Regions from separate parts of the Mus musculus genome. Here regions 1, 3, 4, 5 and 6 are each linked to region 2. The links are chromatin loops, found by intact Hi-C in ENCODE. Cell type or tissue: gastrocnemius. All regions are shown on one strand. Region 1 has its middle 67 kb from the start of Nod1. Region 2 overlaps Mturn (maturin, neural progenitor differentiation regulator homolog (Xenopus)). Region 3 overlaps Gm38539 (a long non-coding RNA gene). Region 4 has its middle 54 kb from the start of Nod1. Region 5 overlaps Gm34358 (a long non-coding RNA gene). Region 6 holds the start of Ggct (gamma-glutamyl cyclotransferase).

Evidence for each region. Peaks named below come from ENCODE experiments on the same cell type or tissue, not always from the same donor. Only the 100,000 strongest peaks of a DNase experiment are listed, where the experiment ranks them.
Region 1: a loop joins it to region 2, with 2.3 times the contacts of the local background. A loop is called at or near these places in 18 of 42 quality-filtered maps.
Region 3: it touches region 2 in a loop (2.5-fold over the local background); 22 of 42 quality-filtered maps call a loop at or near these places.
Region 4: it touches region 2 in a loop (2.7-fold over the local background); 19 of 42 quality-filtered maps call a loop at or near these places.
Region 5: it touches region 2 in a loop (2.6-fold over the local background); 23 of 42 quality-filtered maps call a loop at or near these places.
Region 6: a loop joins it to region 2, with 3 times the contacts of the local background. A loop is called at or near these places in 18 of 42 quality-filtered maps.

What each region holds. Positions count from the first base shown.
Region 1 is chr6:54,902,652-54,907,651 of GRCm38, reverse strand. No RefSeq gene overlaps it. Among named protein-coding and RNA genes, the nearest start is that of Nod1, 67 kb to the left of the region's middle. In gastrocnemius, no CTCF peak of the experiment used is centred here; no DNase peak of the experiment used is centred here; H3K27ac peaks cover 2,750 bases.
Region 2 is chr6:54,703,032-54,708,031 of GRCm38, reverse strand. It overlaps Mturn (maturin, neural progenitor differentiation regulator homolog (Xenopus)), which reads right to left. Exons shown (of 3, transcript NM_001289740.1): 3 at 4,177-5,000. Among named protein-coding and RNA genes, the nearest start is that of Mturn, 24 kb to the right of the region's middle. In gastrocnemius, a CTCF peak has its summit at 2,582 (motif pointing left); DNase peaks (open chromatin) are centred at 2,509 and 2,948; H3K4me3 peaks cover 490 bases; H3K27ac peaks cover 340 bases.
Region 3 is chr6:55,002,908-55,007,907 of GRCm38, reverse strand. It overlaps Gm38539 (a long non-coding RNA gene), which reads right to left. Exons shown (of 2, transcript XR_869119.1): 2 at 3,910-4,127. Among named protein-coding and RNA genes, the nearest start is that of Gm38539, 3.3 kb to the right of the region's middle. In gastrocnemius, no CTCF peak of the experiment used is centred here; no DNase peak of the experiment used is centred here.
Region 4 is chr6:54,915,837-54,920,836 of GRCm38, reverse strand. No RefSeq gene overlaps it. Among named protein-coding and RNA genes, the nearest start is that of Nod1, 54 kb to the left of the region's middle. In gastrocnemius, a CTCF peak has its summit at 3,123 (motif pointing left); a DNase peak (open chromatin) is centred at 3,111.
Region 5 is chr6:55,164,817-55,169,816 of GRCm38, reverse strand. It overlaps Gm34358 (a long non-coding RNA gene), which reads right to left. Exons shown (of 3, transcript XR_377703.2): 2 at 3,817-3,979; 3 at 2,623-3,006. Among named protein-coding and RNA genes, the nearest start is that of Inmt, 7.7 kb to the left of the region's middle. In gastrocnemius, a CTCF peak has its summit at 2,556 (motif pointing right); DNase peaks (open chromatin) are centred at 2,555, 2,793 and 3,372.
Region 6 is chr6:54,989,876-54,994,875 of GRCm38, reverse strand. Ggct (gamma-glutamyl cyclotransferase) reads left to right here and starts at 2,009. Exons shown (of 4, transcript NM_026637.3): 1 at 2,009-2,181. The coding sequence starts at 2,041. RefSeq lists a cis regulatory region at 1,775-1,784 and an enhancer at 1,765-1,794. In gastrocnemius, CTCF peaks have their summits at 1,728 and 2,082 (motif pointing right); a DNase peak (open chromatin) is centred at 1,927; H3K4me3 peaks cover 1,492 bases; H3K27ac peaks cover 1,595 bases.

The DNA.
Region 1 (5,000 bases), 200 kb before region 2:
GCACTCCTCTATGGCCTCTGCATCAGCTCCTGCCTTCAGGCTCCTTCAGGCTCCTGACCCAATTGAATTCCCGTCCTGACTTCCTTTGATGATGAACATCAATATGGAAGTATAAGCCAGATAAATTCTTTCCTTTCCAACTTGCATTTTGGTCAGGGTGTTTCATCATAGTGATAAAACCTCAACGAAGACAGTCCCCATGTCAGATAATTCATATGTCAGAACAGGAGTGGCTATCTGAGAAAACTCTCATTAGGTAATGTAGAGGCAGATTAATTTTCACATCCTCCTGTGTTAGCTTTCCATAGCTGTGACGAAGGACCAAACATAGGAGGGGAGGTTTCTTTTGGCTCACAGTTGGAATTCATGGTCCTGGAGCCTGTTTCTGGGCACCCGAAGCAGAACATTTCTAGGGGTGCAGCTGTTCACCTTATGGTGACAGAGGAGGGGGAAGGGGTTGGGTACATAATGTAGCCAAGACTCATCTTTTTCACCTACATTCTTCTTGCTAAGTTCCCATCCCCTCCCAATAGCCAGGCTTCTCTCATTGCAAAGTTTTGCTTGGTTTTTTGTTTGAAATAGGCTCCCAAGTATCCCAGGCTGGCCTCAAGCTACTCAAGCAACTCCCACTGTAGTTAAGAATGACCTTGAATGCTAGACTTTCCAGCCTCTACTTTTGAATCTCAGGCATGCACTTTCACACCCAACTTTATAACCTTCTTTTGAGAAATAACTCAGGAATCCAATGAGACCCATCCTAACCCTTTCCAAGGGTGTGTCCCAGTGACCTATGGATCTCCTCGTGGACCTCGACTCTTAAAGGGCCTGAACTTCGTGACAGCTCCACCTTCCACGGGGTTGGGAGGAAAGCCACACCCCAACCATGATAATTGGTAAATAGCTTAGTCTCATACCCAGACCTGAAAAAGTAATTAAAAGATAACTGGACCTTTATTATGCCCACTACTGATTCAGTTGATTCGGAAGTGGGACACTGAGGTATACATACATCTACAACCCCATCTTACTCAGAGGCTGAAGCAGGATCAAAACTTCAAAACCAGACCGCGGCTATATAGTGAGACTCCTGTATGACATGTTTAAGTATAAGATTGTGTCTATGACATAGTACTTACCCACTCCTGCCCTCCCTCTGAAACATTTTCAATTGATTCAGGAGGATATGAAAACAGCCTTACATCTGGACTTTATGACCAAATGTGCAATTAAGCTGCTATGCAAATGTGAACCAAGTGCCTACTTTGTATACTTGTCACATGCACAATAGATTGTAGCAGGAAATGGCCCCATAAATCCTGTATCCCTCTAGCCTGTGTGATGTGTCAGGGCTATGGAGCAGTTGTGCGCATTAAGCCAGAGCAGCTCCGTAAGTATTTGCAGAGCAGGGCTTGTCCTCTCTTGCTCCTGGGAACTCTTCCACTATCACATGAACGAGCTCAGGCAAGCAAGCTAGAAGCATGTGGTCCAGCCAGCAGCCAGCACCTGCCAAGGAGCTACAGAACAGCTAGACTCTGGATCCATGGAGTTGTAACTGCACAAACAAGTATATGAGAGAGCCCAGATTTCTGACCTACATAATCAGGAGCCAATTACGACTGGTTGTGGTTTGAAGGCACTAAAATTTCAGAGTACTTTGTTACCCCAGTAAAGGGTAAATGAAGTAGTCCAAACACAGTAAGGATGAATGACCCTTGAAAGAAACAGACTCGTGAGGATGAAACAACTTACGTATAGCAAAAGCTTCTCTCACGCTGGTGGCATAATCTGCAGAAATCAGGACCTTGACAGGGCTGAGGAACCCACCACACCTGTCCCCAGGATATTGATTGCTGGAACACACATCTCTCCTTGTGGCTACCATTCAAAAAAGGCGGAGCTATATGGCGGTATTTTCTTTTAAGTATTACAGATCTGGCAGAGCCCAGGGAGAACTGGTCACAGAAAGAGCTACAAAAACTATGGACCCATCTGTTTGGGAAGGAGACAAAAAGCCTTCAGGATGGTCGCTGCAGATGGAATGTACCTGACCAGATGGCTAGAACTTCAAGCATCTGTCCCACTGTGCAGAATGAGGCAAAGCTTCAGTTTCTCTTGATGACACTCCAGGTGTGCACAGTTTGTAACCTGCTGTATGAATTGGCAGCATCAAAGGATGTAAGACCAGGGGAAAGACAGAGATAATGTTGGAAAGGAAAAATCAGGGATGTGGGAAGTAAGAATTTCTTGGCTCTGACATAGTACTTAGTACTATGACTTAGTGTGTGTGTGTGTTTAGAATTAACTATGTAGAGCAGGCCTCTTCATTTCCTTGCCAATCAACCTTAATACATGCATCATGCTGTTGTAACTAACTCATTTTCAATTTTTAGGTATGTTCAACTGTCCTTTCCAAAGAGGGATAACTGGTCTACCTACCTTATAGCTGTAACGAGAGGCAATGTTCCACCCTACCTGACATGTTCAAAGAGGGTCCCTGATCTACCCCACCTCACATGCTTTGTTAATAGGTTAACTCTGTACACCCCTTCTTGTTTGGTGGGCTGTCTTCCTCCTGTGAACCTAGGAGGACCTTTGTGTCCTTGCCACTAACCTGATAGAGTGGAAGTGACTGTGTGTGACTTGTGAGCTGAGAGCATAAAACCCAAGCACTGTTGCCTTGTTCTCTTGGGAGAACCTCACTGAGCACAGTCTCTGCAGTTAGGAAGCTGCCACTCAGACGTTACTGGGACATGTCTTAGTTTCTTTTCTCTTTGCTGTGATAAAATGCTCTAACAAGGAGATTAAGGGTGGAAGGGTTCATTTTGGCTGACAGGTCTGAGTTATAGTCTCTCATGACTGAGGAATCAAGGTAGCAGGATTTGTGACAGCTGGGCACAGAGCCTCACAGTCAGGAACAGAGGGGACTTAGTTCTTGCTGCTGTTCAGCCCTTTCTTTTCTTTACATATGTAGTCCAGGATCCCAGCCAAGGAGTGGTGCTGCCCACAGTGAGTGGGTCTTCCTTCATCGATGAACATAATCAAGGTATTTCCCCGGAGGCATGCCACCCAGAAGTGATTCTAGAGTCTATCAAGTTAATACCAGTAATCTTCACAGTAGGTGTTCTGGCAAAGAAATCCCGCTGAGTGAGGTTCACACTGACCACCAACATCAACCAGCAGACAAGAGTGAAGGCTCAGGCAACTCCCACCTGAACCTGTACATCACCCAGCTCCAACTGAAGTGCAAGGAGAAAAGATGAGCAAGCAGCCTGTAGCCCAATGTGGAAATAACACAAAGACCACTGTCACTGAAATCACTAAGTCTGAGGTGCTTTGCTACACAGCAGAAATAATTAGAAGACCATAAAACATTGTTACATTAGTGAAGATATTGACTCTACCCAGACAGCTAGGCAGCAACATATATTGGCCATAAATGAATAAAGTAGGTAAATTTTGGGCTAATTTTTTTTTTCTTTTAGAGACAGGATCTCACTGTATAGCCCAAGTAGGCCTCAGACTCTCAAACCTACCTCAGCTTCCAGATCTGAAACGACAGGCATCTGTTAACATGGAACAGTCTTTAAAAGTCAAAGGGGGGCTGGAGAAATGGCTCAGGGGTCAAGAGCACTGACTGCTCTTCCAGAGGTCCTGAGTTCAATTCCCAGCAACCACATGATGGCTTGTCTGATGCCCTCTTCTGGTGTGTCTGAAGAGAGGAACAATGTACTCAAATATATGGAACAAATAAATCTTTTAAAAAAGTCAAAAGAGATGAATGATAATTACATGGAATAAGACAACAGATTACAAAACATAATATACAGCAAATAATTAAGGAATGTTACTTATCTGTAGCTAAGTAAACATTAAAAATCGCACATATTTTTCAAACATTCATAAAGTCTAATCAACTATAAAGGTCAATCAGAAGGATGATAGGATCCCTAGCACCTGTGCGTGCACAGAAGCGAGGGCATGGCTGCACATTCCCGGAACCCCTGCACTGGGGAGCTGCTCTCGACCATAGCTGGGATGTAACTAGCTGTTTGAAGTTCTTGCCTTGACTTGCCCACAGTGACTGGCTGTAACTGAAATTGTAAGTTGAAATAAACCCCTTCTTTCCTAACACACTTTTGTTGGGTTTCTTATCACAGCTACAGAAAGAAAACAAGCACACAGCCTAACCTCAAATTCACAAAATCCTTCTTTTGAAACTACTGTAGCACGAGCTGCTGGCGTGGGAACACATACACTACGAGGCTCATCTGCTTGCTTCTGAGACTCTCTACCTCCATTTGCAGACACTAGCTACCACCCCCAGGAACTCTCCCTGCCTCCCAAGAGAAGAAACTGGCCCATACCTGCTGTAATAAATCTCACGCACACTCCCAGAATAGTCTGATTCATATCTTGGCATGGCCTCTTTTCAGGCAAGGCACAATCTGTGACATGTAGGCTAACCAGTACACAGAAGGACATTTCTAGTAGTCTGTTTAAACTTTTAAAATAAACCAAGGAACAGTTCCCAAGGCTCTTAATGAGCACCTCCTGCCCAATTTTCTAGCAACAAAAACAAAAAAGAATGCAACAATGAAAAACTATAGATCAGATGACATTTCATATGGGTAGTGTAAAAAAATCCTGGATCAAATATTAGTTGAATAAAACTACATGAAAGGTTGCTTGAGCATCCAAAACAGTAGTTTCTCTTATACCACAGCCTCTCCTTTCACAAGGCCAATGTTGGTATTACTATTGTTTAGCTTACTGAGTGACAACTACGTGCCTGGCGATGTTTGGTGTTTTCATTGGATGGTTAAAGAGTGTCTCCATTAGGTGACAATCATGCCAAACCAAACAAGGATGCTGAGGAGGAAGTGTTATAGGCAGAAGAGCCCATAACAGGAAGGCAAGTGAGGGCAGGTGACAGAAGGGCTAGAGAAGGAAGTGGGAGGGGTGTGTTCATGCCTGTGTGTTATGGAGCCTTTAGGTCATGC
Region 2 (5,000 bases):
TATATCTATATCATCTATATCTACATCTACATCTATATAGTTTCTTTGACTTAGGGTTTCACTAAGTTGTCCAAGTTGGTTCTGAACTCATTACTTATTACAGAGCCCAGTGTGGCCTGGACTGTGATCCTCCTGCCTCAGCCTCCTAAGCAGTCAGGTTTTAAAGGCATGTCCTGTAAACCATTCCTAGCACATGCTTCTGTTTTTAGGATCTGTTATAATCCCTGTCAAGTGTCTCCTTAACCTTTCTGAGTAGAGGAAGCCAAGATGTAAAAGACCAAATTTCTGTGGGAATTAAGAGTCAGACTCAGAAAAGAAACCTTTCTTTGCAACTTTGTGGTACAGTTCGCTCAGAAAACCTGGCCCGCTTTATGGTGCTTAGAATGTTCCTGTCACCATGGCGCTTTATTAGGCACACCTTCTCAGTTCCACTCTCTCTGTGCCACCGTTTCAGGAGCCAGACAAGCATTGCTGGGGGCTTGGCACATTCTCCATCGTCATTTACCAGGAATCCCCAGGCCCTATTAGAAAGATAAGCAGAGCCCCAACCATCTTTCTGGGCATCTGTAGAAATGAACCTTGCATGCAGCCAGCTCAAAGGTGAAAAGAATGTGGTTTGAAATGGGGTCCTTCCCACTGCCGATGCACAAGGCTTAAAATGACAAATGTGCATTCCTGTCACTGGGGAAGCAAGGTGCCAGGTCTTGCTGGACTACACCTGGCTAAGTCTGGGCACACTGTGAAGGCTGACAAGTGAGTGTTGAACTCCACGGAACCTGACCCAGGTTGGAGGGCAGCCTTGTCTCCCTGCTTCTGTACTTTGGCTGAGGGGTTGGATCTCTGCTGCACAAATGTTCAGGGGAGTTGGAGGGAAGGCTCTCCATCAGGAAGAAAGGCAATAAGCACCTGCATGTCCCAGTGAAGGGCCATGAGGAGGACAGAGGGAAGGCAAGCAGGCTGTTTCCTTAGCCTTGACCAGGCCTAAGCATTCTCTTCAAAGCCCTTTCTTCTAGCTGCTTGCTAGTCTGTGCCAGGGCCTGAAGATTGGAAACTTTATTTTCATGTTGTCCAGCAGCAGACCTAATCTCTGGTCAAGGGCAGGGCAAGGATGAAACATTGTCAACATTCCATCCGGTGCTCAGGCCCTGCAGAGCTGATGAAAAGGACACTGTCCCATTCCCACCCCCTCATCCAGTCATGCTTAGAATGAAGGCAGAACCCACCTTACTGGGGAGAGTGGAGTAGTGGGCAGAGCTTCAGAGCTTCAGAGCCTCAGGGCCAGGTGGCCTGGATCTGAAAGTCAGTCCTTATGCACTTAGATCTGTGTGATGTTGTGAAAATTGCTTAATTGCTCGATGCCTCTGTTTCGTCATCTTGAAAAAGACAGTAGACAGACAGACAGACAGACAGACAGACACACACACACACACACACATCCCTACCCAAAAACTATTGAGAAAAGGAACGAAATTAAAAGAAACTTAGGATGTAACAATCCCAGCATTGGGCAAGCTGTGGAGACTTAAGTGTCCAAGGCCTTTGGCTACAAGGCTAGCTGAAAGCCAGGCTGAGCTATGTGAGACCCTGTATTTTTTTTTTTAAACAGAAACAAAAATGGTTTAGTGTGTAATAGGCGCATACAGCTAGAGTCTACTCACTTAGCACTGTTTAATTCATGAGAACAAGGACTGGAAAGTCACCAGGCTATTCTGGAACTAGGAACTACACCATGCAGTCTACACTCATTAGGATCAAAAAGCCATTGTCTTGAAATCTAATCAGTCAAGTCAAGTTACTAAGCTACAAAGTGTTAAAATGTTTTACTGGGGAGTCTGGGGAATATTTTCATGTTTCTGTCACTATCCTTTCTCCATGTTTGTGTCCTGGGTGTATTCCAGTCCCTGCCAAAGAGCCATATTCAATGACGTTTGACTGTGGTGTAGGTTATGTTTCCTTGGGAGGCAGGAACAAGGAAAACCTAAACAGACCAGACAACAGAAAAGGGGAGAAAACATTCCTGTGGAAGCTTCCGGGGGACTCCAGACGCCCACTTCCTTTTAGGACTGGAGACATGTCCTGTGAAACCTGAGGCATCCCTGCCTGAAGCTCTGCACCTTATGCTTGGAGTCCTGGTGTCCAGCAGTTTAGTCAGCCACGCCCATCTGATCCTTCCTCATCTGTCTCGCCCGCAGGCTCTACACAACCTGTCTTAGGTTCTCCTCCAAGCCCATGGACAGCGGCAGTGTAGGCACAGTAGCAAATCCCACAGGCTGACCAGCAGCAGAAAGTGTCCTGAGCTGAGTCTGCCCAGTACAAGATGTAAGCCAGCTGTTGTTTCAGCTGTCAATCGGCAGACCGTTTGATACACGGTCGAGGGAGCGCAGAGATAGATCAGAAAGACAGGGCAGAAAATAACTGGAGTCAGAGATTAGCAGGCTGCACTGAAGAATCACATTTTCGTCTCTTGTGCTCTGGGTGCCAACTGCCTTTCTGCCCCACCCTGGCTGGTTGCTCCCTGGGGCTGTACCAGTTAGGAGGGTGTGTGGCCTCTGCTTTAGGAAGTCCTTTGTTTATACTGTGCTGACCTCTAGAGGCTTCCAATTAAAAGACATCCCGGAGGACCCACATCACTTTGGCATCTACATCCACTTTGGGGCTGTTTCCCTAGAAAACAAAATGCTAGGTTCTTTTCACACTTCTTCTTTGGCTGCTAATCATAGCTTGCCCATTTTATTTTTATTTTTATTTTTATTTTTTATTTTTAAAACGGCACTGTTTTCCATTCCAAAAAAGGGGCAAGGTGCTTTAGAGACTCGGAGGGGCTTTGTGCCTCTTAGGGTATCAAAAGGAAAAGTATCAGCTGGTTCCAGGAGCATTTCAACCCTGCTTCCAAGCTACCAGACGGCTAATCCTGACAAACAAAGGAATACTTGGTCGACTAACTCAGCAGGACTCTGGGCTAGATACCCAGCCTTGGAGTCTCCAAATACTGGGGTGTGGGTTGTTTTTCCCTCATGTTGTGAATCCACCCATGTGTGCTCAGCAAGCCCTGAGGATATTGAGGTACCCACCACACCTGGCTGACTTCACAATGGAAACAAGAGTGTTTATTACGCTAGGAACCCCGTCCTACCATCTTTGCTGCAGTTTGAATCCTGTGATTTACTATAAAGAGAAGGGGTATTCGGCAAGGCAGGAGGACACCTCCAAGCGTTTGAGCTAATACACAGCTGTGGATCTTCCCTGGAAAGGGGATCCTGGGAAAGCATGGCCGGCGGGTCACCATCACTGCTTTATGGGACCTTGTGGCACTCCCTCCTCTACAGCAGGGCTGTGCAGGTGTTCTACTGATGCTCCTCCCCCAAGGGAAATCAGAAATGAGGTCCCCACGCTTACTCTTACCCATGAGAAATCAAAAGGATGGTGGGAAGCTGGGGGAGGGGGCGGTGGTGAGTAGCGCCATACAGACTGTCAAGGAGGGACCTGTCTAGGCCAGAACCTTCCTCCTGCCAGATGATTTCAGAGATTAAGGGCGGAGAGAGGAGAGATGAGTAAGGCCGAGCCTGTGTGATCAAGTCATAGAAACAGGAATTTTCTCATGATAAAAATCTGTCTCCATGGCCCTTCTGGAGCCAGTTTTTGACCAGAGGACCTTAGAATGTGCACACACAGCTTTCCTCTGGACTTGGAATCTTCGGTCAAGACCAAGGACCTCCAATGACATTAAACACCACAGCCTCAAGCTGGGGCTGCTAAGCCGTTTTCGAGTTTAGAGACCCCCTCACTGGAAGCGAGAGACTGGATCTTTAAATAAAGAATGAGACTTGGCTGTCAGCTTTCAGGGCTCCTTCTGACATGCCTTTGTCTAGTGAATCAAGGCAGCTGAGAGCAAGGTGCCGAGTGCAGGATAGAGATTGTTAATTGTGGCACAAAGCATTCCTCACTAGGTTTGCAGAAAGAAACTCTCCCATATGAAACCAGTACTAGTTTAAAGGGAGGTGACAAATTGCTAAACACTAGCCAGAGAGCATTTAGTTCCCAAACGCGTGAATTACCAATCTTCAATCCCACCTTTGATGTAACGGCTCCCTCCCGCCCCAGTGCCCTGGCTTTTCCTTTATAAATCACACACAGTGTTCTGTAACCCGAATCTGTGAAAAGAGTAAAGACGACAAATAGCACCAGGGCTGGAAGGCTCTTTAATAGCAAGCGTATGGTAATTACATCCTTGGATGTGGTCCTTGCTCTCATGGGAGGGAGGAGGAAGCAGATGGGACAAGGTGCAGAGAGAATTTACACAGTTCCCTCTGAAGCATCTAACAAAGGACACAGTTTTTGGCAACCCATTTCACAGTTTGTCATTTACAAGAGAGCTCTCTGAAAGGAAATACAGACTCAAAGAAAGCACACACATCACACAGGAAAAACTCACTGTCTAAAAATAAAAATAAAAAACAGAAACAAACAACAAAGTCCCTTGCTTTTGTTCCTTCTGATTTGCTTCTCTGGAGAAATCTCACTTGTACACAAATAAGCACTGGTCTGAAAGCTGGGTTCGGATTTGCCCAGCACTGAATATTTATTTTAGTGCCTTTTAGACAGCTGGCATGTGTATAGAGCGTTGGTCTCTGCCAGTTCAAAAGGTTCTGGTTAAGGTAGAACCTTGAGATACAAAAAGGAAAGCCCAGGGAAAGGTTGTTTATGAAGCGCACACTGTCAGCTTTCCCCCAATACCAGACGACTTGAACACAGTCCTAATCAAACTGGACGTGAATTCCTATGTAGCTTGGGACACACCTTTGACTGCTCGGAACCTCTCAGCCTGCAGTGTGGTGAATGGGGTTTCTAACAGGAAATGCTCCAGGTCATGGCCGTGGACCACAGGCTGCCAGCGTCCCAGCAAGTTTTACAGCTACTCTGTACAAAACCTACTCTGTACGAAACCTAAAAGACCTCAGCTTCTCACATCTCGCTAGCTACCATCAAACCAAAGTGACTTG
Region 3 (5,000 bases), 300 kb before region 2:
AGAGAGGGAGTTGACAACCACATCCTTTGCTCTCTGCTTCCTGATGGCAGATGCAATGTGACCTCCAGCTCCCACCGCCATGGCTTCCCACTGTGACCCACTGTACCCTCTGACTGTGAAATAAAAGAAACACTTTGTCCCCCCCTCCTTTTTTTTTTTTTTTTTTTGGTCATGGACAAAGGGGTATTTCATTACAGCAGATAATAATGCACCCAAGTCCATCTCTGGACTCTTGATGTGAAGTTTAAGTGAAATATTGGGCAGAGGTATGTATGTAGAATTGTGCAGCTCTGGCCAAGGTGTGGTCCCACCATCACTGTCTCCACTCCAAGTCTTCCCTTGAAGAAGTTCTGACAGGTTGTCAGAACTGTGTGAGATTCCTTCCCGTGAGACAAGTCGGTTCCCCTTCTGGCTGACCCAGGCTTTCCAGGCTCCTAGCATGAATTTCAGGAGACACTCCAAACCTGTCGGGACCATGGTTCCAGCACCCTGCTGGCATGGCAGGGCACAGTTCTCCTTTCCCACCATTGTCCTTCCTGGCGGGGCAGTCACAGTCACAGTCTCTTCGGTTTGTTTATATGGGACTTGTCAATATTTTGTTGGATTTTAAGTCTTTGAGTTTATCTGTGTTGTAACAGGTTGGTGAAACTAGATGTAAAACAACTCTACTAAAGAGATTACTTTTTTTGTTTTGTTTTTTCAAGACAGAGTTTCTCTGTGTATCCCTGGCTGTCCTGGAACTCACTCTGTAGACCAGGCTGGCCTCGAACTCAGACATCTGCCTGCCTCTGCCTCCCAAGTGCTGGGATTAAAGGCATGCACCACCACTGCCCAGTAAGAGATTACTTTTATAGAATTGATGAAATTGGAGAAAAACATATTATTTTCTGCCTTATCTTTTGTTATTTTAAAACTAGGTGAAAGACAGTCTTCCTTAATAACAGTCTCTTCAGAGCTGGAGATGTCCCTGGTAACTCACCTGCTGCCAGGAAGCCCCAGGGCTCCACAACAGCATCATGATTTTCTTTTTTCAAGTGTCTTTACTACCTTTAACCTTTTTACCCGACTCTTAGTTGAGAAACTGCATCCTGCACCCTGCTCCACACCAAACCAGTGTGCTCAACCATCAGACACCACACACACTAATCCAAAATGGCAAGAGGACTTGGGACAGCAAAGAGCAATAATCTAATTTGTCACTATCAATTCACTAGTGATTAAGTATGCTGAGAAAATTCTTAACTGCTTGACAGCACAGAAAATTACCTTACACGAGGGGCCAAGCTTGCTAAGTCAATAGGCTGTGGTAATTGGAATTCAGAAGGACCTCTTATTTGAAGCAAGACAGGAGGATCAATATTGACACTCACCTGAATGTTTTAATGAAGGAGCCCTAGTGTGTCTCAAAATTCAACCAGCCTGGCAAGACCTGCCTGTGTTGTTCATGTTAATTATGTGTGTCCTATGCTAATTAGGTGTGCTCCTTGCTAATTAGGGCTTTGCCATGAAGTTGTCCAACTTACTCTTTTCCTCTTGTAAATGATTTGACAATCATAAAGGAAATACAAAGGAGTAAAGAGAGAAAAGTGGGGTCCCCCAAAAGCCTAACAGAAGTTGATGAGCATTTTTATAATAGTGCTGCTATAGTTTCAAACGGACTACAAGGCATGCAACCAGAAAACCCATCAACATTTCTGATTCAGCCTTGTGCTAAAATGTTCCCCACCACTGGCAGAGCCAGGGCAAACCAAACAGAGATTTTCAACTCTTCCCTTTCTACCTAACACATTACTGCAGGTTATCAATTGTTTGGATAATTTGAGACTCTAGTGAGTGATTATTCACAATCTGAATACTTACCATGAATGAATGACTCTAGGCAGGTGTGTCTCCCACAAAAGCATTTTCTACCCTGGTGGTACCTGGCCTCTCATATCTGAGTGGCCTACTATGGCTTCCACATTTTCAATTTCAGCCAACCATGAATCAAACACATTGGCAATGAATAATTTTTTTCCCCAACAATGCCCACCAAGAACTTTTGTGTTGGGGTGAGGCTTCTAGAACCATCCATTTCAAAACTAAGAACCTCTCACTTGCTGAGTACAGTATACACAGGAAGAGAGTGACCTGTCTATGAATCACATCAAGTCTTTTAAATCCCCCACCCCACTTGAAATCAAAGACTATCAGTGTTCAAGTTTCCACAAGCCTTCTCCTCTGACTCATAAATACTAAGGAAGGTTTCTGATGCTTGTCTTTATTGAGATGAAATTTATATGGCATGCTATTAACCATTTTAAATACACAGCTCCGTGTCAATTAACACACCCACACCATTCATCTATCGCTGCGTTCCTGTTCCCAAACATGTTTGTGACCCCCAAATTAAAGTCCACACTCACTAAGTAGTTAATGGCATCCTTCCTTCTCCTAATCAGCTTTCTGTTTCTGAAGGTTTACCTATCTGGATAGGTCATTATTGGAATCATCTAATAAGTCACTTTCAGCCACTGCTTCTTTTAAATAGCAATGCATTGCCTTTATCGACACTTTAGCATTTATAAGCACTTTGTTTCTCTTTCTGGCCAAATACGAGTCCTATATGAAAACGCATCGTTTATTTGTCCTGTGTAGTCATTTGGACCTCTCACTGCTTCAAGTGGGGCTGCTATGGAGATTTGCATACACTTGTTATTTTCAGTCTGTTTAGAGACATACCCGAGGTGTGAAATAGCTAAATCACAGGAAGGTTTTGCCTCTACCACTGTGAAGGAGAGCAAAGCAAATAAAACATCTGCACGGTTTTTGTTTTATTGTTAAGACCAGGTTTCCATATGTAGCTCAGGGTATCAAGTTGGCTGGAAGTCATTACATAGTCCATAGTCTTCTGGCCTCTGATTTCCAAAGGCTAGGGTTACCTGGGCCCAGTCTGAGGGCATAAAGACGTCACTTTCAGGAGGCTCTGGGATAATGCACTTGAGCCAGTTTCTTCTCCACATGTAGAACTCATCTGGTTCTCCCTGGGGTCATTGCTACTTTTGTGAGCCATTTATCCTGCTACTGAGCTACTCAATACACTGTCTGCAGACTGCTGCACTAGTAAGATGTTAACACACAAAAAGCAAGCCACATTTTGGTAGCTTTATGATCACAAGGTGTGTTCAGGTGAAGGTAGAAAATAATGCAGAAAAAAAAACAATTTTTTAAAAGTGATGGCCAACAATACTGGGTCAGCTAAATTATAAAGTTAGAAACCTTCAAAGGTTGTTGTTTTGGTTTTTAAATAGTCAACTTGAGTGCATATGTTTCTGAGAGTAGTTAATTATTAATTAAAAGTTGTTAGACTGACAGCATATTAATTAAACAGAGAACTCAAGCATAGTTTCTAACTTCAAAAACAAAGAAATCAAAACATTACCTAAGGCTTAAACCAGACCTCATTCTAAAATTCCTTTAATGGAGGCGTTACATGAACTCTAGGTTCATAGCTAACTGTTATAACTATCATTATACATGATGTTAACAACTGACTGAGTTTCAAGTCCTTTCTAGAAAAATGAGGTCAATACTCAAGGAAAAAAATTGGAATCTCCACTGAAGTAAGTCTGCTTCACGGTGCAGTTGTCAGCAATAGACAATAGACAACACCTTTCCCTTTATATTTTTATTTCAACTGGTTTCCTATGAACTTTTGAAGTTATCAAACATTGTAATTGGTCTCATTGTGGAGAACTGAATTTAAAACATTGTAAATACCATAAACATAGAGCTAAGAAATAGATATATTGGTGTTATGTTCTGAGCGACCTTGCCATATCAGTCATCAATCCTGGTACGTCTGTCTCAGTCTGACGATATTGTCCTAGTTTGTTTTGAATTCTTGCTATAAACAACATGACCAACAACTGCTTAGGAGAAAGGGTTTATTTAGCGGCCATGGTCTAATCCCAGTTGATCACTGAGGGAAGTCAGTCAGGGCAGGAATTCAAGGCAGGAAGCTGAAGGCAGGAACTGGTGCAGACGTTGTGGAGAGACATTGCTGACTGGCTCGTTCCACATTGCTTGTTCAGGTGGTTTCCTATATACCCCATGATCACAGTGGTCTGGGCCCTCCCACATCAGTCCTAAATTAAGAAAATACCTCATACGCTTGTCCACAGGCCAATCTGATAGCAGCAATTCTCAGTTGAGGCTCTCTCTTCCAAGATGACTCTAGCATGTGTCAAGTTGACAAAAAGCTAGCCAGCACAAACGCTCCAGGAAATGACACACAGAATGCTAAATGGTTCTTTCAGAACCTTCTGGAAGTAACTGGGAAGGTTAGCAGCAGGATCTATAAGAGATAGACTGTGGTTCTCTCCTAAAGCTGCCTGGAAAAGTCTGGCTCCTGTAGTCACAGCAACGGTGGCCTCTCTAGATGAAGACTCAGTCCTCTGTAGAGCAGGGCTGACTGGATCCAGCCTGATTATCTGATTGACATGTTCCGTGACACTACCCTTGGGAATGTGTTCCCTGGGTGGGTTTCTCTCAGAGCACTTGCTTCAGTCATCGCCCTCCTTTTATCTACTTGACAACAGAGCAGACACAAAATTCTGGGAAAAAGTCTTATTGTAAATGTGATACCTGTATTTTCTTTTTAAAGGTCTGTTTATTTTTATTTTATCTGCATTGGTGTTTTGCTTGCATGTATGTCTATGTGAGGGTATCAGATCCCCTGGAACTGGAGTTACAGACAGTTGTGAGCTGCTATGTGGGTGCGGGGAATTGAACCCAGGTCCTCTGGAAGAGCAGCCAGTGCTCTTAACTGCTGAGCCATCTCTCCAGCCACAAATACCTGTATTTTAATGGTTTTTACTTATTTATTGTCTGGAGATAGAACCTAGTACCTTGTACTCTATTACTGAACTATATCCCCTTCCCCACTGTGTGTGTATGTGTGTGTGTGTGTGTTTGTGTAATAAAAGCAGACAAAAATCTTCAAAAGTACCCAAACTACA
Region 4 (5,000 bases), 210 kb before region 2:
CTCTGCCTCTCTAGAGGAGGACGAGACATGCTCACACAGACAGGTAAAAACATGTCCTGTAACAAAGCTGTGTGGGTGTCAGGGAGCACCCCAACACTGACCTCATCGCCTGAGATGGAAGGAACCTCACCCACAATCAGCTTAAGGTTCCCAGAGGCACTGAGTGCTGGAAAGGCTCCCTGTGATAATTTAGAACAGAACGAGGCTGTAAATAAGAAAATGAGAATGCTGAATAAGCTGTGGTTTGTCCCAGCCCCCCTTAATTACTTGGCTACTTTGAGTTGGTGTCTAATGCCTTGAGATTTTCCCTTGATTGCTCTCTTCCTCCGTGCACATTTGTTTTTGTTGTAAAACCAACCTTATAATGTTGAGCATTGAAAAATACTGCATATAATCGTGTTCCTTTTCTATTGCTTTGACCAAACACCTCAGAAGTACAGCTTAATGAAGAGATGTGGGCTCATGGTTCTGTGGTTTCAGGCCAAGGCTGATCAGATCAGTACCTCTAGGCTTCTGGTAGCAGGCATGTATGGCAGAAGAGGCTGTTTACCTCATAGCCATGGAGCAGAAAGACCCAGAAGTTAGGGAATGAGGCATTAGCGTTCCCTTTGTAGGCTGGTTTCAGCGATCCACTTCCTCCAATAGGCCCATGTTCCCAGTGTCCACCATTCCCAACAGTCCACTGAGCTTCAGGTCCACTCCAACCCTCATCAGCCGAACACCTCTCAGTGGGTAGCTCTACCAATTGGGGTCTAATACATATAAGCCTTTGGGCGTATACTTCATACCCAAATCAAAACAGTAATAATACAGCTACTTTAATTTTTTGTAATGATTGTTTATACTTTGCTGAAATATCTTTAATTAAAAAATGGGGCTGGTGAGATGGCTCAGTGGGTAAGAGCACCCGACTGCTCTTCCGAAGGACCAAAGTTCAAATCCCAGCAACCACATGGTGGCTCACAACCACCCGTAATGAGATCTGATGCCCTCTTCTGGAGTGTCTGAAGACAGCTACAGTGTACTTACATATAATAAATAAATAAATCTTTTAAAAAAATGTATTTGTGTGTGGGAGAGGGTTGGGGGAGCAGTACATGCATGCATGCCACAGTATGTATCTGGAGGTCAGAAAGCAACTTTAGGAGTTGGTTCTTGCCTTCCACCGTGTAGGCACCAAGACTCACCAGGCTTGTTGGAAAATGTCCTTAGCCACAGAACCTCACTGACCCTCAAACACCCCTCTCACTGTTGCAATCACACTGTGTGTCTGCAGATATTTTTATGTAACTCTGACTGGCCTGCAACTCACTATGTAGAATAGACCTCACTGAGATCTGCTTGCTTCTGCCTTCCAAATGCTGGGATTAAAAGGTGTGTGTAAACACACACTATGTCTGCAGTTCTTTTTTAATAAAACATTTCTCTCACATTCTCATGCTCTTAATAACTACCAGTTGTGTTCTACAAATTTGAGAATTTAATTTAATTTAATTTTTCGCTTAATTACATTCTAGTGATTAGACATTCATGCTTCCAGACTGACTGTAGTGCTGGTGATGATAGCAATGTTTTGGTAGAATTGAAAATCCTTAAAGAGCCAGGCGTGGTGGCGCATGCCTTTAATCCCAGCAGTTGGGAGGCAGAGGCAGGCGGATTTCTGAGTTCGAGGCCAGCCTGGTTTACAAAGTGAGTTCCAGGACAGCCAGAGCTATACAGAGAAACCCTGTCTCGAAAAAACAAACAAACAAAAAAAGAAAATCCTTAAAGTTATTTCTTTGGAGCGGGATGGTCGAGGCAGAACTCTTCCTATTATGCAATTTTATTTCATTGTCACCCAAGTTACGGGTGTGAGGAATGATTTAGAAAGACAGAAAACCAGAGAACAGTGTAATATAATAACCAAGGGCATTTCCATGGAAGAGGAAAGCTCTGTGGCCCTGCCCTTCAGCCTAGACACTGTCCAAACACTGCCCATGCCCCAGATGTGCATGTCTGAAGATTGTTCACTGGTGGTGGCAATAATGGCCACAAGAGGAGTTGGCAGTCCCAAAGAGTGGCTCCCGTTGTAAGGAGGCCTGCGTGTGATGGTGGGAAGTATGCAGGGGTTGGACTCTTCCTTGACTGAGGCATGTCATATCTCTGGGTGGGTTCACTCGACCCGAAGAAGCCCAGTCTAAGCCCAGGCCAGTGGAAACTGCTTCCCTGCACAGCCTCGTGGAGTGGAAATGCTTCTTGAACAGGGACAGTGAGAATCAGGGATGCAATTGTGCACATTGTCTTGTTAGCCAGGACAGGCTTATGATGAAGCAAGCAAACTGTCAGGATGGGACCTGGGCACATGTGGAAGACCACACTTATCCTGTTTGGGACTTCAGGCTCACGTGATCCAAACCCTCACTCCACCAGAGAGTAAACTGGTATCAGGTGGCAAGAGTGACAAGGGAATGCCACACAGCTGATCACTGGTGGCGCTGAAGTGAGAACACAGTTCAAAGTCTTCAGTTTACTTTGCAACTAACTAACTAACTAACTAACTAACTCCTTGCCTATTAAGTGCGGGCAGGCAGGCCAAGCAGAAAGGGACTTTTCTGCAAAGGCACAGTGAGTCTGTTTGGCATCCAGTATTTCTCAGGAAACCTCACGTTTACTCCTTCAATTAAGATGCCTGCATTCCAGGACACTGGAGTCAGGCTGAAGGGCATCAGTGAGCGTTGTGTCCGGGGAGCACCATGGGATAGCATCGTGGGCAGGAAGAGTGCGATAACCAACAACTGCATCCTCCATCCTCCATCCTCCAGCCAGGAGACTGGGTAGATGGAAGTCAGCAGGTACATTCTAGAGCTGCAGTCACATGGGGTGTGTGTCTGTGACTTTCATTACAGGAGGACCTCAAAGAGCCAACTGTACCGGGTCCCTGGTGACAGGTGCACTATTTCACTCTCTCATTTCTTAAAATAAAATTATTTACTTGGTGTGTGCCCGCCCATGCTCACATGTGCATTTCCCCCTGTGAACGTGGGTATGTGCATGCCATGGCTTGCATATGGAGGTCAGGCTCCATGGTCTCCATCCACCTTGAGACAGGGTTTCTTTTGTTTCTGCTGCTGTGCTGCCCTCTTCAGGCCAGAGAACTGACAGGCTTCTCTTTGGTTCTCCTACATCTCACAGTAGGGTACTGGGACTACAGACGTATACAACTGCATCTGGTTTGCATGTTGGGTTCCAGACATCAAACTCCAGTCGTCACTTGTAAGCACTTTTACCTGCTAAGCCATGAAACTCAGACCAAAGCAAACTGTGCTAAATAAAAAGAAACTATCTTAATTCCATTTATCCATCACGTCAAAGACAGCAATACACGCAGAGAACTGGCTAAGAACTCATTAAAAGATGACTTGGTCAGTCATTCACTAGTGCTGAGGGTTCAAATCCCAGGGCTTCTGGCAGCTGTGTGACCTTATACAAGTGACTTAGCTTTTCTGTTGTTGAGTTTCCCATCTGTAAGCAGGCTGGTTAAATAATGCTCCTCCTGTAGGGTTATTTGAGCAAGCAGGTTAAATAAATTAATATAAAGCTCTTACCCAGTATCCATGCGCAGTTAGGGCCCCAGAAACAGCGACTCCCATTACCTCATCAGTCTGTTTTCCTCTGGTGCTGCCTCAGTGGAAGCAGGAGTTAGGGCAGGCAGAAGCAGAGATGTCCTGTGCTACCCTTCCCAACCTTAAGTATATAGCCAAGACAACACCACCCCTTCACACAGCCCAGACACAAGAGGCCACGTGCAATGCTAAGTGCTGAGGGATGAACCAGCATCCATATCTGTAACTGTCTTCTTTATTTTGTAAAGGGGCCTCGTATCCAGGAAAGCAGGTGTACTGGCTGGTTGTATATGTTAACTTGACACAGGCTGGAGTTATCACAGAGAAAGGAGCTTCAGTTGAGGAAGTGCCTCCATGAGATCCAGCTGTAAGGCATTTTCTCAATTAGTGATCAAGGGGAAAGGCCCCTTGTGGGTGGTATTATCTCTGGGCTGGTAGTCTTGGGTTCTATAAGCAAGCAAGCTGAGCAAGCCAGGGGAAGCAAGCCAGCAAGTAACATCCCTCCATGGCCTTTGTATCAGCTCCTGCCTCCTGACTTGCTTGAGTTCCAGTCCTGACATCCTTTAGTGATGAACAGCAGTTTGGAGGTTTAAGCTTAAGAATAAACCCTTTCCTCCCCAACTTGCTTCTTGGTCATGATGTTTGTGCAGGAATAGAAACCCTGACTAAGACAGCAGGGCATGGGCTGGACAGACAAGAGGCTTTCCATATCAGAATCCATGGCTGAAGTTCGCTTCTGTTTATCAGCAAGTGGTTCTCTTTCTAGCACTTCTTTCTCCCACTCATAACACTGTAGCTCTGACTCCTGCCTGTAATACAAAGATATGAGAACCTGGAGGAGGGAGATGAGACTGGAACAAGAAGGAGGAAGTGGCTGGGCTAACTCCTGGAAATTGACTTCCTTCCACTGCACAGGTGGCCAGCTGGCCTTACATGTGACGTCACCACCAGCAGCCTGGGTACAGGAAAAGCAAGTTCACAAGCTACTAAACCCGCAGGATGGGCCAGATGCCTGCTGTGGCATTTAGATGTTCAATCAAGTGTTTCATTAGGTGACGTGTAAGGCTCTGATTCCTGCTACTGTGATGTGCTTGCTTACTAGGAAGGGTCTAAGGTCTCACTATACTGGGCTCAACTTTATGATCCTTCTGTCTTAGCCTCTGGGGTTCTGGGAATACAGGTATAGGCCAACACAACCAGCCAAGAGGACTCATTAGTAGCCAACAAACTCTTGTGCCTGCCCCAAGTAGTCCAGTGATTCGCACATCTTCATCATAAACTGACTTCCGGTACATCTTCTCTAATCTCCTCCCCCATGGCACATTTTAGCCACGTGATATGCTGTAATTCTGTTTCAGTTCCAAAGGACCACAGTCAGATCTAAGCTTCCTACCACCC
Region 5 (5,000 bases), 460 kb before region 2:
TCCCACATGGGGGCTCACAACCATATGTAATGGGATCTGATGCCCTCTTCTGGTGTGTCTGAAGACAACGGCAGTGTCTTCACATACATAAAATAAATCTGAAAAAAAAAAAAAGGAAGAAGAAACACATGGAGAGACAGAATGGCAGAGATGCTATTTGGGTTGTGTCAGATGCTAGACACTAGCTGAGAGACTGCCCCAGCAAAATGCCAATCACTTTAAACTATGTAGATTTCTCCCTGTCTTAAGGTCCTTGAAAGCCCTACAATAGAAGAACAGTATTCTTGTCTCTTAAGCCCTAGCTGGCTCCAGTGCACAGCTGCTCTCGGCCTTGGTGGTCATCCCATAGTTCTAGTGAAGGCTGGGCTGATTCCATGGCAGGCTTCGAATGGGCAGCTAAGGAGACTAGGCCTAAATCTCTGTTTCCAAGAACTGGGCAATTTCAGGTAAGTCCAGGCCCCTCGACTTGATCTGAGGCAAGGACAATGGGTCAGCAGCAGTTCCCAGACTTTCTCAGTAACAGTTCCCAGACTTCCCCAGTAAGTTTCCAGCCCCCCCCCCCACTCCCTGGTAATGGAATGCCCATAGACATGGTCCCAACAGATTAACATAGAGCTCACCTACCCCGGAATTCCCTACTGTGCTTTAAATCAGGCCTGGAAGCTCACTTGGCTGTCTCTCTATTCTGGTAATGGGAGCCCCCAGCGTGCTGGGCTTGTGCAGAGTAAACACTCTGCGTTTACATGCTATTTGAATCTGGGATGTCATTCTTTGGTGAATCATGGACCCTCCACTGCACATGGTTGTACCTTCAGTAATAGCCTTTCTTGGGCTCTTTGGGGACTCTGACCCTGCCACATGGTGCCAAGCCCCAACTTCTCTTCATGACACCTTTAGTTCTGTGGCTTCTACATCAACAGTCTGCACACTCACCAATAACCTCTACTGGCCTTTCATGGTGTCAAACCTCAGCTTCGCTCCATGACCCCTTCATACTTTTAAAACCAGAACCACCTGAGAGGCTTCTACACATTACCAAGTTCAACTACTAGTATGAGACACAGCCTCAACTTCCTCTGGACCACAGCTTCTTTGTGCTGACCCTAGGGAAATAAGTCCCACAGGATTTTATCTCAGTGATGCTGGTCTCTTCTTACTTGCTGCTAACTTCTTAACCAGCATCGATTGCGTCTCCAGCAAAGCAAAGGTTTGCCCTGGTCATTCTGGTCTGCTGTTAACTGTTATGAGGTACAAAGGGCCGAGGGGGTACCTGACAATCCCATGCCAAGGTGTCTCCCTGAGTAATTAATGCTCAGGACCCCTGAGTGATCAGAACTCCATGCGAAAACTCTGCAACAGATCTGGTATAAAAGGGGAATTGGGGGGTGGGGGGGTGGGAGAGGGGTGAGGACCTGGAGAAGGAGTAGAGCAGCAAGAGAGCCATGAGGGCAGAGAGAGATGGGGTAAAGAGGGAGAGGAAGGGGCTCTGAGGACAGAAAGGGGGAGAAAGAACTCCCCTGAGAACAGGAGGTGGGGCTTGGGTAGCGGGCAGTCCTTTTATAAGTGGCACAGCTGGCACTAGCAGCAGGTGTAAGCCGTTGCTAGGTCCCAGAGGAGAGCCTGGTGGAATCACCTGTAAGCTAACATTCACCACAGCTGATTCTTCAGCTCTAGCTGACTAGAGCCACAGATCTAAATGCAAAATATCACTCTTAGCCCTAGCTGCCAAGAGCCACAGGACTAAATGCAAAATATCACTCAATGGCTCCGATAGCTCTTTGCTTCTCTCTAAACGTCACTAGCCAGGCCTCCACCATCTGCACTGCTCTCCGCATTTGTAGCCCCCACAAGCCTAGAGAACAGCCCACTGAGTTCTGAGCACTCAATGGCTTGTCCAGCCCGAAGTTCAAATGAAAGCACAATTCTCCCTAAAAGTCAGGTTTGTTACAATGCCCCCACCCTAGTTCCAATTTCTGTCGTAGTTAATAGGGCAGAAGTCTGGAGACAGGAAATGGAGCAGAAACTGTGGAGGTTTGCCCTGCCTTCTTTCTTACATCATCTGGTTCCATTTTCCCAGGAGCGGTGCCACCCACATAAATTATCAGTCAAGAAAGCCCTTTAGGCTCACCCATAGGCCAGTCTGGTGGAGGCATCTTCTCAAATGACTCTAGCTTGTGTCAGGTTGACCAAAAAAACCTAACCGGTACAGACACCTACCTGAATTACCTCACTACACGGAACTCCTCTTCCCTTCTCTAACCCATGCTCCACTTCTGAGCACTGAACAGAAACAGTAAGTAATGAGAAGGACCAGGCCAGCAGCCAAGACCTGGAAAAGGGCAGCCCCCGCTACTGCTAAAACCAAGTGTTCCCTAAATGTGTTCATTGTGTGAGAGGTGATCATGAGGCTTGGGTTAGAGAGCAATAGCAAGGGAGTCCTCTCCCCATCAAGGGAGTCCTCCTTCCTGTGACAAGGACAAACCAAGTTTGGTCCCTGGTCCTTGCTTTAGAGCTACAGCAATGTGAAGCTGCAATGATTCCATATGGCCACGAGAGGGCAGTGTAGGGCAAAGTATCAGCAGAACTCAGGCGTTCTGAGGAGAAGAGGGTGGTTTGCTCAACTTTTTGACATCTTGAAGTATCTATTTCCTGCCCTCTCAGGCAAACACAAACAAACAACAAAAGAGAAAAGCAACCTTCAACAGGCAAGGTCTCTCTGAAGTCAGGACTTGCTCCATGTCTGTGTGGTCCCAGACTCTGCATCAACGGGGCCTCGGGATGGCAGGAGAGGAAGCTGAGGCTTGAGTTGGTGCAAGTCCAGTAGGGTTGGAGATACAGGATAGGATGGCTGGTGGGTGGAGTCTCTTGAGGTGGGCAGCACCAAGCAGGATGGTTTGGGCCAGCTATCCCAGTTCAGTGTCTGCACTGGCCACTGATGCCGTCCAGTAGGCACAGGCTTCTTTGAGAGCGCATACAGCATGTAGGACACTCCTCTTTCCCTTCTGCCTGCAGGCAAGAGAAGGGGAGATGGGGCGTGCAGGAATCACTAAGGGCAATGCAGGCAGCCCAGTCTGAGAGTCCAGCTAACAGATTTGCTAACTGGGAGTCCTCGAAAGTTTTAGAAAGTACAGATGCCACGGAATTCTCCAGATATAGCCCACAACCTTTGTAGAACAGATCAGCAAAAAAAAAAAAAAGTTTAGAGTCTACCATGAAAGGAAGTCAGTGCAAGAACTCAAAGCAGGAACCAGGAAGCACAGACTGAAACAGAAACCATGGAGGAATGCAGCTTACTGGCTTGTCTCCCATGGCTTACTTGGCCTGCTTTCTTGTACCACTCAGGACCACCTGCCCAGAGATGGGACCACCCACAGTGGGCTGGACCCTCCCGTGTCAATCATTACTCAAGGAAATGCAACATAGGCTTACCTGTAGGTCAGTCTGATGGGGACATTTTTTTATGGTGGGTTCTTTTTCTCTGGTGACTCTAGCATTTGTTGACAAGCACAAAGGACAGGCACTGAGCTCTGACTCAGTGGAGAGATGCAGGCTACCCGGGGCTCAAAGCACATTTGCCACAAGATGTACCCAGAACCCTTCCCTAGGTGGCTGTAAAGGTCAGACCACCTGCCGGCAGTGAGAAGTCACCACTAGCCACTCCCTGATCAAAACCAGCACTGGGTTTCTGAGGGGCACAGGGTCCAGAGCTCAAGAATCATTTCCAGGCAGGGTGGTGAGAACCAAATGAGACTTTCAGTAGCAGGGATGCCTAGGGAGACTGGGGAAGGTTGTGTCCTAAGGAGATCCCCCTATTACCATGAGGTATGCATCCAGAAGATGAGCCACTTCTTGCCTTCATGAAGATAGGCTCCTGCAGGCCAGTACTGGTCCAAAGATCACTACCAAGCCTCTCTGAGGTCTAAAGTCCAGTATCCCCATGTTGGGAACAAGGCTGTATTGGTGTGGTGGTGGGCTGCCCCTGACAAAAAAAAAAAAAGAAAAGAAATCCACCTATTGCAAGAGTCTGGGAGAATCCTATTGGCCGGTGGGGATCAAGGACCACCAGCTAAGTGAGGCGTTGAAGGCTGGGAAAGGGGCAGGCAGCCCTGCCAAGGGCCTGTGGTCCAAGGCAGGAGGGATGGGTAGGACTGCTGTGTACTGACCTGCTAGTTTCCGGGACTGTCAGCTGAGACAGGGCACAATACAGTGGGACTAGGGAATCGGGGTTGGATGGAGTAGAGAATGGCCCACTGGGTGGGACTCTCATGCCTCTTAGAGAATGGGTAGGTGAGAGCCAGAAGCCAAGAAAGATAAGGTGTCTTTCTGCAGGGCACCCTAGTGGGAAGAAGAGATACTTTGAGGTAGCAGAGGCCCAAGCATGGGTAGGTAGATAAGAGTGCAGTGGCCAGGACCGGTGGGGACCTCCTAGGGTGAACACTACCTGGAAAACCTTATGATGATTCATACATCCTACCATAATCAATCTACTGAGACTGCCTCGGCCACAGTGCTGCAAACAGAGCAAGCCCCTCCTGTAATTAAGTGAGAACTGCATTTTACGCATTGTTGTTAGTCTGGAAACTGACTTGCCCTGTGTGTTGGAAAGAAGGTTGTACCTTTTAGTTTGTTAAGAACTTTGCAATCAGAGAGGGAGGTGAGCAACCGACTCTGCTGCGTTCAGCCTCACCCTGAGAACTACTGTGCCTTTTTTGATTTCAGAAGTCATGGCTTGCCTCTAAAACCACAGATCAGTCAAGCAGCAAGGGCAGAGAACGCACTTCCTAGAGGATGTTAGAGAGTCCAGACATTTGGCTCCCAGGCAGTCAATGAACCCACACACAGATCCTTGGAAGGACAGGCAGGTGTGCAGGGAATCCAAATGTCTTTGGGAGCAAGGGACTACGGACAGTGCCCATTGTATTCACCTGTGCCAGGGGCATACAGGATAAGCAGAGTCCCACACAAGCACTGTGAAGGACCAGTCAGCAGCCAGGAAGCCT
Region 6 (5,000 bases), 290 kb before region 2:
ATATGCTTACCTATTGTGTGTGTGTGCGTGTATGTGTGTGTGTGTGTATGTGTGTGTGTATGTATGTGTGTGTATGTGTGTGTATGTATGTGTGTGTGTGTATGTGTGTGTATGTATGTATGTGTGTGTGTGTGAGAGAGAGAGAGAGAGAGAGAGAGTGTGTGTGTGTATGCACGTAGGGGTCAGAGGAGACCTGCAGGAGCTGGGTTTTTCCTACCTTATGGGTACTGGAGATGTAACTGTCTGCAGGCTTGGTAGCAAGTGCTTTACCTCCAGATCCATGTAGCTGGCCCCAGCCTTACCTTTTATTTTTAATCACAACAATGTAAGAGATAAGTTCAAGGTGTTCTTCACTGTTTTCTTCTATTGCCATTTGTTCTTATACATGAATGGTTTCTGGAAGAGGGTGATATAAAAGATAAAAGGCTTTTTTTTTTGAGGCTAAAAATCCTTTGTAAATTGTAGTTCACAGATGTGGGGGCTTCGTGTTGCTTCATGTTGTTGTTATTATTGTTGTTGTTGTTTTTCAAAACAAGGTTTCTCTGTATAACAGCCCTGGCTATCTTGGAACTTACTCTCTAGGCCAGGCTGGCCTTGAACTCACAGAGAACTGCCTGCCTCTGCCTCTCGAGTGATGGTATTAAAGGTGCAGTCCACAATGCCCAGCTTCATGTTGCTTTCTGACTGTGTCAGGATAGTCTTCTTTTATTGGTGACCAGATTGACTGGCTATCAGGTGAGAGAGGTCAGGTTTCCCAAATAATCATGGTCTTCCTGTCCAATGACTAGCAGTGAGCCTTGGGGGATAACTGAGACTCTATAAACATCCCTGTGACCTGATGCTCCTGACGGGAAGTTTGGTTGCACCAGAGACAGATGTTCTAATCCCAGTACCCCCATTTCCTGCATTTAGCCAGTATACTTTTTTTTAAAAAAGCAAAGAATTGCTTCCTCATCAGCTATTTGGTTTTCAAAAATACAGTTGGTACTAGAAAGGCAGAACACTCATTTTCTTAAATACCCACTTTTTAAAAGTGATGAAGTGTTAGCCACTGATGGCATGGCAATATGGTTCTCTTCTCTGTTTTAATTTGGTTTACTTCCTGAAGGGAATGACATACATTTAGGGATCATTTTAGAGTTTCCAGTCGTTCTGCTCCTTAAGTTGTTCTCGCTTTGTCTAGTGAATGGTCTTTTAGGAATGACCTTGTTCATCTTGGGGTTCTCATTTTCTGGATTATTGTTCTTTCAAGAGGTAATTTTCACTCCCAGCTTTGACCTAAGATTCAGTCATTTCTCCAGGAATTCTGGCACCTGTCAGTGTGGAGTTGAATTTAGATTAATTTCTGAGGGCCAACGGCAGTCATTGCTCTAGACCTTCAGTTTGCTCTCCTATCTTCATTTCAAGAGCAACAACATGGGTGTTTTGTGTCGTTCTATTTTAAAAAGAGGAAATAGATTGCAACGATGAACAGAGTCAACTGGCTAGCAAATGGCATGTCCGGATCTGAACGTGGGAGAAAGACTACCCTGGTATGCAGTGAGGCAACTTCAGGTAGTGATCCTAAGAAAACTTGTAGGATCAGCCTTCCCATTCCAGGAAGGCTGAGGCAGGAGAACTGCCGCAAGATCCAGGCTAGGCCGACAGCAATTTGAGACTTGTCTCCTCTATACCAGGCGCAGAGCCTACCGCACCACTGGTTGACCTGGGCAATCGCCGCCAGGTGGGGAAAACACAGTCGCCAGTAGCCACTCTCGGGCTGTCCGTTAGACTCGCCAATCAGCGGCGCCTCAGGCAGGGGGCCGTACATCCGAGGGATGCATCCAATAGAAAAGCGACGTCAGTGGGCGGGAGGAGCTGTAGACAGGCCAATCCTGGTAGTTAGCTCACGCCGGCAAGCCGGCAGCCAATCCTCAGCGCGCTCTCTGTGCGGCTCCGCCCGCCGCTCTGCACTACCGCGTGGGTGGCGGCGCACTGCTCTTTTTAGCAGCGCTAGTCCGGCTTCTCTGTGCTTGACGCTGCTGGCGTGGATAAGTGGACATGGCGAGCTCCGACTGTGAGGGCCATGCGGGCCAGGAGGGGGAGACATTCCTGTACTTCGCCTACGGCAGCAATCTCCTGACCGAGAGGATCCACCTGCGAAACCCCTCGGCCGTGTTCTGCTGCGTGGCGCGCCTGCAGGTCAGTGCCGTTGTGCGGGCGACCTGGAGAGCGGGCTAGCTGCGACTCCTGCCGGGAACCTCTAGCCACCGTCGGAGTTCGCAACCCTCCACTGGCTGCCCTTTTCCACCGGTTATGAGCATCCCGTAAGATGCCTTTAATAGGTGCTTCTTAGTCGAGAACTAGCTGCTTTCTGTCCTGTGCGTACCTTATCTATCCCACAGTTCTGTGAAATTCTGCCTGTCCTTTCCTTCGGATCTTAGCGTCCTGGCCTTGAGACCTGGAACCGTGTCTTCAATACTGATAGCAATGTTCGTTCCCTCAGTAGAGTAGCCCAATAAGCTTTTAACTGTGATAAAATGTGTTCTTGACCATAGTTCATTTCCTCTTTAATACGTATTCTTCTGGCACTCAGTGCTGGGGTTACAAGGATGACTGAGCAGCCTAGCTATTTGGAGGACCTTTCTGGTGTACAATCTGATTGTGTGTAGGGCCCTTAATAATTTTAGCCAACTTTGATAACCTTGTCAATTCTTGATTTCAGGCAACAGAAACCAGCTGATTTCAGAAAGGAGAATGGGGAGGGGTGTTGGAAGGCTGTTAGAGAGCTCATGGATTCACCTGAAAGATTGAGTAAACAGGTGGACTACTGTGTGTGTGTGTGTGTGTGTGTGTGTGTGTGTGTGTGTGTGTGTGTGTGTGTGTGTGTATACACAACCAGCATTACAGGAGAGGGCCATCCCTGCTCTGGAAACTGGCCACACCTTTCCTCAACTAGTAAGCACAATATGGAACTGACTCCTGACTGCTGCTTTGCCACAGTTCTGCAATTCCTGAAGCCTAGAGTGGAGTCCCTAATGATCTTAAACACCAGCACTAATTGAGAGCCCCTGCGAGGTGCCCTGATTGGCTAAATCTCACCATGAATCCACGTCCTTACTTAGCAAGCAAGATGATCTGATAACTAGCTCCTAGCCTTTCAAGTTTCAGAAGTGGGAGTCACGCTCTGTACTCTATCTAAAACTCCAAAGAGTGTAGGATTGGAGTTCAAGTACGTGAAGTACAGGAAAGAAATACCACATAAATGATAAATTATAGCTGTGGTTAGCCTTAAAAGAGGACTTGCAAGGTGCAACAGAATATATGACCAGAGGACCTGACCTAGGTGCTCAGGAAAGCCTTCCTGGATATAACTTTTAAGCTGAGACCTGAAGGGAGATGAGGAGAGCAAAAAACTGTCAGGGAGGGTAGCTTGTTCAAAGGACAGGAGATAAAGGAAGTGGTTGGAGTCTACAGGGAGATGTGGCATGAGGGCTGGAAAGATAAGAAAGTGTCATATCCTAACATGACCACAGAGAACTTTGGACAGTCTGTTGCATGCTGTGAGTGGAGTGTCTTACAGGATGAAAGCAGACGATGAGATTTATGTATTTGAAAGCTCATTCTGGTTACTCTGCAAATAGGGCAAGTTATTGGAAGCCCAGTTACGATCTTGCCACATTCATGTCAGAGATAATGCCACCATGATCTAATAGGGTGGTGACAGGGAAGGTAGAGTAATACTCAGAAGATAACATCATAAGGCTTGATGATTGTGTGTCTGTGTCTGTGTGTGTAGGGAAGGTATATCAAATATGACACAGTTTTTGAACAACCAAGTAGGTGATGGTGATAATGTTCACAGAGGAGAATCAGGTTTGGCGGTAAAAATTATAAACTAACTTTGTACTAAATTAAGTTTAAGATGCTTTCCAGACAAGCACATGAACAGTAAATATTTGTGAACATTGGCAAAGAGATGAAGAGATCAGCCCTAACTGTGTGCTCGTCCCAGATCTAAGAGCTTTTGAGCCTCAGAATAGAGATGTGGGATGGTTTTAAAGGTAGCTGAAGCATCCGATGGTATTGGAAGCTGCTGGAGGTAGTGGGACTATTCTGGGCACCTGGATAAATTCAAAAAAGGCCTAAGCTGAATCCCAAGAAACCCAGACATTTCAAAATGGGGAGTAGAGGTGGGATTGGCAGAGATGAGGAGATCAGGTCAACCCTAAATCAGAAGAAAGAGCTGATCTGGACTGGTAGCTACCTACGTTACACACGAGCATTGAGCCATTGAAGCGGACGGAATGACACAGCCTGCTGCCTTTAGCAGGAGGCTGCCAGTCTCTGGTGTGGATTTGATCAGATCTCCTGATACTGGAATATCCAGTTTGCTGCGTGAAGCGCCTTGTCGTGTGGATCAGTGTTTTCCCTGAAGTATCAACCAAGGTTTCTGAGCAAACATAGGTGACAGGAATAATATCCACCAGAAGGGACTGACAACACTGTCATTGAGCCCATCCTTTTGTATTTTGCTGCTGAGGAAACTAAGCCCTAGAGAGATGGGAGGACATCTTCCTAGACCACACAAGGCAAGGCCCCTCAGCCCTGATTGCCCATCAGTAATGGCAGAAGCTAAATTAGAAAGGTGTCTCTGTCGCTTGTTAGTTGTGAGATCTTAGAGAAGAAGAGGCTTAATCTTTCTAAGCTGTAGCAAAACATTGGTCTGGGTAAAGTAATAGCTACTGTGATAGCACACAATAAATACTCAGTAAGTCTTAGCTGCTCTTAGGTTCCTGGAAAGAAATTGGTACAGTTCATGAAGATTAATGCTCACACACATGCCAGACCCCTTAGGGCAAATCCAGTGATTTGCAGGTAAGATACTCTACAGATATAAAAGTATATCATAACCCCTGTGTAACCATCATTCAGCAAGTCTAAGTAGAAATACATGTGCATTTAAGTAGACTGAGACGTCATTTGCAGAGAGAAAGAAAGAAAAAGAGAGAGAAAGCAAG